Linked DNA regions of Homo sapiens: region 1 is linked to region 2. Evidence: read pairs that join two places in POLR2A ChIA-PET (ENCODE). Cell type or tissue: GM12878. All regions are shown on one strand. Each heading gives the region's core, and the rest is flanking DNA. Links, peaks and the distances in the headings are about the cores only. Region 1 overlaps RASGRF2 (Ras protein specific guanine nucleotide releasing factor 2). Region 2 has its middle 17 kb from the start of ZCCHC9.

Region 1 (2,918 bases), core at 205-2,704, 140 kb before region 2:
TATTCCTCTCTGATTTTTTCTCAAGAATCTTGACAGTTAATTCCTGGGGCCCACAGTGGCTTCTAAGATGCAAAGTAGCTTTGCATCTTAGATAAGGCTGAGCTGGTTCTCTCCCCTGGCCTCAGCTCCCCTCCTCCCTTCCAAATCTTCTCCCCAGAGCCCTCCAGCCTTGGTTCCCCTATTCACCTTACTTCCCTTTTCTCAATCCCCAGTGCCCTCTTTTTCTAATTATCTCAAACAGGAATCCCTCCCAATTCACATATAATTTTTACAGTAGCTACAAAAGTACCACAAAGCAAATGACAGAATGCTGGGAGTTTTTTATTTTTGGTGAAAAAATTCATAGATGGGGAGAGATTAGTGTATGGAAGCCCTTTACAATAAAGAGTTTTACAGTAAGGTTTGCCACCTGATTTGGCAGCTGAATTGTTTAGACGGTTCAGCTGCGTTGCGACCTGAGTGACTGCAGCTGTGCTTATACATGAGCAAGCTTGTCCATCTCCAATTCCAGTTAGAGGGATCCCAGCTCCTCAGACTCTCCCTCCAGCAGGGGCATAGGTGAGTGATGTAAATAGCTCAGGGATCCAGTCTTCTCTTCTGACCTCACCATTGGGTAAAATACAGACCCTGGCTATTTCGTTCACTGATGTGCCCAAGGAAGTTCTTCCCATAAGGTCTTTCCTTACCTCCCCTGCATGCATGAGTGGGCCTCAGGGCTCTATGGCTGGTTATCAATGCCCTGGTGCAACCTTGTCATGTGAATCTCCTGTCACCTTCCTCATCCTCTCTGTATGAGTACACGACCGTGTGCAGGACATTTCTGTGAAATTTCCACTTAATGGGAATTGCTTTAGGGCATTTTTTTTCTTTTTTGCTGGCTTTAGTGTCCAGATTCCCTTTCTTCCTTTTACTGACTCACTTATGGCTGCCCAGTAATCATTTGGCCTCCACAATGGGTGGTTTGAGCAAGTCAAGGCAGGCTCTTGGTGATGGATTGGTAAATGGTTCGAATAGACAGAGCTGCTCTCAGCTCACACAGTCTTCGGGCCTCATTGTGTGCATACTGCCTCCTCTCACCAACTGTGGGCCTAGCCTGGGCCATTTCATTCAGAAGATGTGAAGGTGGCCCTGGCTTCACAGAGCCTAAGCAAGCTGACTGTTATGGTGCTTTCAGAGTAACAGCCCATCTTGGTATCTTTATCCAAGTTTATCTGCAGGTCTTTACTCTCCCAAGGCAGCATATAGCTATAGATGGGACTGCTGGTCTGAAAACGTGTGCTATAATCCAGCTGTCAACCAACCCTCACCCTTATTGTTTTTGGTTTTCACATCATAAAGCGAAGGGCTTGGATACGATGATTTTTAATTATCTGATTCACTTTGTACTAGTTGAGTCCATTTAAGGAAGAATATAGCATTATTGTGGCAACCTGATTATTTTGAATCAGTAGCTTTTAAAAAATGAGTAGGAAGTTGTACTCATCTCAAAACTACAGCCAAGCATGGTAACAGTTACATTTTTTCTCACATGGTGAACTACCCAGGGAGGCCACTTCGATTTCTAGAAACAGAAAAGCTGTAGATCCACATCAATCAAGATGTAGATTTACCCACAGATCTAGAGAATCAAGGCTGCCACAGAGTGTTCGACATCATCTAATTATTTCTCACTTCTCATCAAAGGTAACTAACATTGGCAGATACTACCTTGAGCTTTATTCAGGAGAATTAAAAAGTTGCAGAAGTGTGGGGTTAGGGGTTGGTTCTCCAGAGAAATAAGAATGCCCCAGGATGTCACCTCCTAACTCTACCCCATGTGGTGCTAGGATAGCATTTCATCTTCTGGAGCCTTCTAGTTTTTTCTTTAGTTAATATTTGGGGAGGCTAGGATGTTCCATTTTTAGGGGGTTCTAAAAATCTTCCTATGTGAATACATTCTGGCCTATTGCTCCTGATTTTGTTATACCTTCTCACTATTTGTTGCCTTTTAAGTTGAAAGTGAAGCCACAGGCCCAAACTGGGTTTCTCTCATGTGCCTTGTCTATCAATCAGCAGAGGGAACAGCAGCCCAGAGTCAGGGGACCAGTGTTCTTACTCCAGCTCTGCCAACTGTAGCTCCTGTGGGGCCCCAAGCTGGTCTCTCCACCTCTTCGGGTGTTAGTTTCCTCTTCTGAAAATGAGAACAACCATCCCTGCTTTACCTCTCCCAAGGATGTGATGAAGTTAAAGATGATGCTGAATTAAGCATAAAGCATGATATTGATGTGTGTGATGAAATCCCTTTTGGCTATGGACAGGAGAGATGCACATTTCATCACCCTACAACCAGCCTGTAAGCTCCTTGCTTGTCTCATTCATCTTTGCATCTCCTTTCACATAGTTCTGCAATGCTGAACACATGGCAGATGCCCAGTAAATACTTGTCAAATTGAGTTTATAGTTTAATGTTTCCACTGTTCATTCTCTCCTGGAGGTCATTTTCTAGCCTTTAAAGTTTCCAAAGTCAGCCCAGACAGAGACTATGATCACTAATGGATCAGAAATCAGGGCCATGTGTTTAGACAGTCTAAGTAAAGGAAGTGTTTTCATTAGAGGTCTACATGCTTCTTGAGCATCTCCTGCTGGGAGGCCTTACATATCGTTTACACAATTCCCAGGTCCCTGCAGGTTTCAGACCTGTAGTGCTATTAACCACATGTTCCCGTGATTGCTTTTGTCCTCTGCGCGCAGACAGATGGATGGGGGCTGGCTATAGACATTTCAGATCTGTGCACAAGACTCTGTCGAAGGCCTTTCACGTATGATCTATAGCAATTTTTGTTTTCCTCAATTACCGTATTGACCAACCAATTCTGAAGAGATGCTCTGTCCATTTATTCGAGGAATTTCACAGACCATGAATGACGCTGGTAAAAGGG
Region 2 (2,918 bases), core at 332-2,831:
AAAAATACAAAAATTAGCCAGGCGCAGTGGTGGGCACATGTAATCCCAGCTACTCAGGAGGCTGAGGCAGGAGAATCACTGGAACCCGGGAAGTGGAGGCTTCAGTGAGCCGAGATCGTGCCACTGCACACCAGCCTGGGCAAGAAAGCGAGACTCCATCCCAAAAAAAAAAAAAAAAAGAGGTTTAATTGACTCACAGTTTCACAGGCTATACAGGAAGCATGGCTAAGAGGCCTCAGGAAACTTACAATCATGGCAGAAGTTGAATGGGAAGCAGGCACAATCTTTACATGGTGGAGCAGGAGAGATAGAGTGAAGGGGGAGGTGCTACACACTTTCAAACAACCAGATTTTATAAGAACTCTGTCACGAGAACAGCAAGGGGAAGTCTGCCCCGATGATTGAATCACTTCCCATCAGGCCCCTCCTTCAACACTGGGAATCACAATTTGACATGAGAGAGGTGGGGACATAGAGCCAAACCATATCACCAAGGTCTGGTTTTCTTCTGAGTTTTATATTTTTAGTTCTTATACTTAGGTTCACAATTTTTTTTTTTTTTTTTTGGAGACAGAGTTTGTAGCCCAGGCTGGAGTGCAGTGGCACAATCTCCGCTCACTGCAACCTCCACCTCCCAGGTTCAAGCCATTCTCCCACCTCAGCCTCCCAAGTAGCTGGGACTACAGGCATGCTGCACCATGCCTGGCTAATTTATGTATTTTTAGTAGAGACAGGGTTTCACCATGTTGGCCAGGCTAGTCTCGACCTCCTGACCTCAGGTGATCTGCCTGCCTCGGCCTCCCAAAGTGCTGGGATTACAGGTGTGAGCCACTATGCCTGGCCCATAATTCAATTTTAATTACTTTTGTGTATATGACTGGAGGTAGGGAATCCAACATCATGTTTTGCATGTGGATATCCAGTTTTCCCAGCACTGTTTGTTGAAAATTTTAGAGTATTCTTTCTTCATTAAATTGTTTTGGTTTCCTTTTTGAAATCATTGACCACAAATATAACAGTATATTTTTGGACTCTCAGTTCTATTCCAATGATCCTTATGTATATCCTTATGCCAGTACCACACTTTTGATTACTATAGCTTTGTACTAAGTTTTGAAATTAGTAAGTGTAAGTCCTCAAACTTTTCAAGTTTATTTTCTCTTGTTTATTTTCTCTTCTCTATTTTCCCTTATATTTTCATATGAATCTCACAATGAGCATTAGTTCATCAATTTCTGCAAAAAAGCCAGCTTCAGTTTCGATAGGGATTGTGTTGAGTCTGTAGATGAATTTGGGGAATATGGCCATCTTAACAATATTAAGTTTCCTGATCCATGAACATAGGGGTCATGATTCTCCTTATTTTCCTTTTAAGTTTTTACCTAGCTTCTTGTTTGCCTCAACTAGTATCACTGCATCAGGCAGTTATGATGTTAAACAATTGCTGCTGATTGTTTTCCACCACACTCAGGAGATGGGGCTGTTTGCACTAAATAAGTGCTAAATCAAAGGCAAGCTTTAGAAAGAGGCTTTTCCAGAGAACTGCCAAGCAGGAAAAACAGTGATAGTTTTCTGGGGATGTTTGTTGGGGGAGAGCTCCAATTCCCCACCCCCACCTCCCCAGTGGCTATTAGGCTGCTATTTTTCACAGCAACTGTAATTGTGAGATTGCTGATTTTCAAAACTACTTAGGACCTGCTGGAGAAGAGAATGGGAATAGGACAAGTTGAAATGCTACAAAACTCATGCTCTTACAGAGATTCAGCTGCTTTTCTTGAATAAACACTCCTTGTATTGTTGCAAGCCTTTGATTCACTTCCAGAGTTCTGAAAAAGCTTATTTGGATAATTTTTGCTAAAGTTTTTGTTACCATTATGAAACAGGTTCCTAGTTGACTATTCTGGACATCCTTCTCCCTGTTGGAAAGCTGTTGTGGTTTCTCAAATAACAACTGTATTGTGATATAATTCACGTATCATATAATTGACTATTTAAAGTGTATAATTCAATGGTTTTAGTATATTCACAGAGCTATGCAACCATAACCACAATCAATTTTAGAGCATCTTCAACACTTTCAAAAGAAATCCATACCAAGCTGGGCGCAGTGGCTCACGCCCTTAATCCCAGCACTTTGGGAGGCCAAGGCGGGCGGATTATCTGAGGTCGGGAATTTGAGACCAGCCTGACCAACATGGAGAAACCCCGTATCTACTAAAAATACAAAATTAGCTGGGCGTTGTGGTGCATGCCTGTAATCCCAGCTACTTGGGTGGCCGAGGCAGGAGAATCGCTTGAACCCGGGAGGTGGAGGTTGCAGTGAGCTGAGATAGCGCCATTGCACTCCAGCCTGGGCAACAAGAGCGAAACTGTCTCAAAAAAAAAAAAAAAGAAACCCATACCCATTAGCAGTCATTCATCCTTCCTATCCCCCAATGCTCACAGACACCCCACCCACCCTACCCTAAGCACCCATGAACCTACTTTCTTTCTCTAAATATTTGCCTACTCTCCTCATTGGGAAGTTTTAAGCTAGGAAGTGACATGCTGTGACAAACCTTTTTAAAAAATATCATTCTGGCTGCTATATGGAGAATAAATTGTAGGAGTACAAGAGTAAACACAGAGAGAGAAATTAGGAAGCTCTTGCAGTAAGAAATGATAGTGTCTTAGACTAGGGCGGTGAATGTGAAGATAGAGAGAAATGGACATAAATTTTGTTTCTGGCAGGAGGGTGAACCTCCAATTTGTCTTACCACCAAAAATACACCCCCAAAATGTGGAATAAATTTATTTTTCAATCTCCTTAAAAGCATAACTGAGTTTACAAGGAAGCACAGAACCTACAGAGGCCAGATATTAAGTGAATGCAGGAGCTTCAGAAGATAAGCCGGTGCTGAAGCTGAGGGTATCTGCTG

The links. ChIA-PET counts read pairs that join two places held together with the same protein. Peaks named below come from ENCODE experiments on the same cell type or tissue, not always from the same donor. Only the 100,000 strongest peaks of a DNase experiment are listed, where the experiment ranks them.
Region 1: POLR2A ChIA-PET joins it to region 2 with 5 read pairs; 2 of 35 experiments call an interaction of 5 or more read pairs at or near these places.

What each region holds. Positions count from the first base shown.
Region 1 is chr5:81,181,637-81,184,554 of GRCh38, forward strand. All of the region lies in intron 18 of RASGRF2 (Ras protein specific guanine nucleotide releasing factor 2), which reads left to right. Among named protein-coding and RNA genes, the nearest start is that of CKMT2, 50 kb to the right of the region's middle. In GM12878, for the core only: no CTCF peak of the experiment used is centred there; a DNase peak (open chromatin) is centred at 1,536.
Region 2 is chr5:81,317,340-81,320,257 of GRCh38, forward strand. It overlaps a transcript of ACOT12 not described here. Among named protein-coding and RNA genes, the nearest start is that of ZCCHC9, 17 kb to the left of the region's middle. In GM12878, for the core only: no CTCF peak of the experiment used is centred there; no DNase peak of the experiment used is centred there.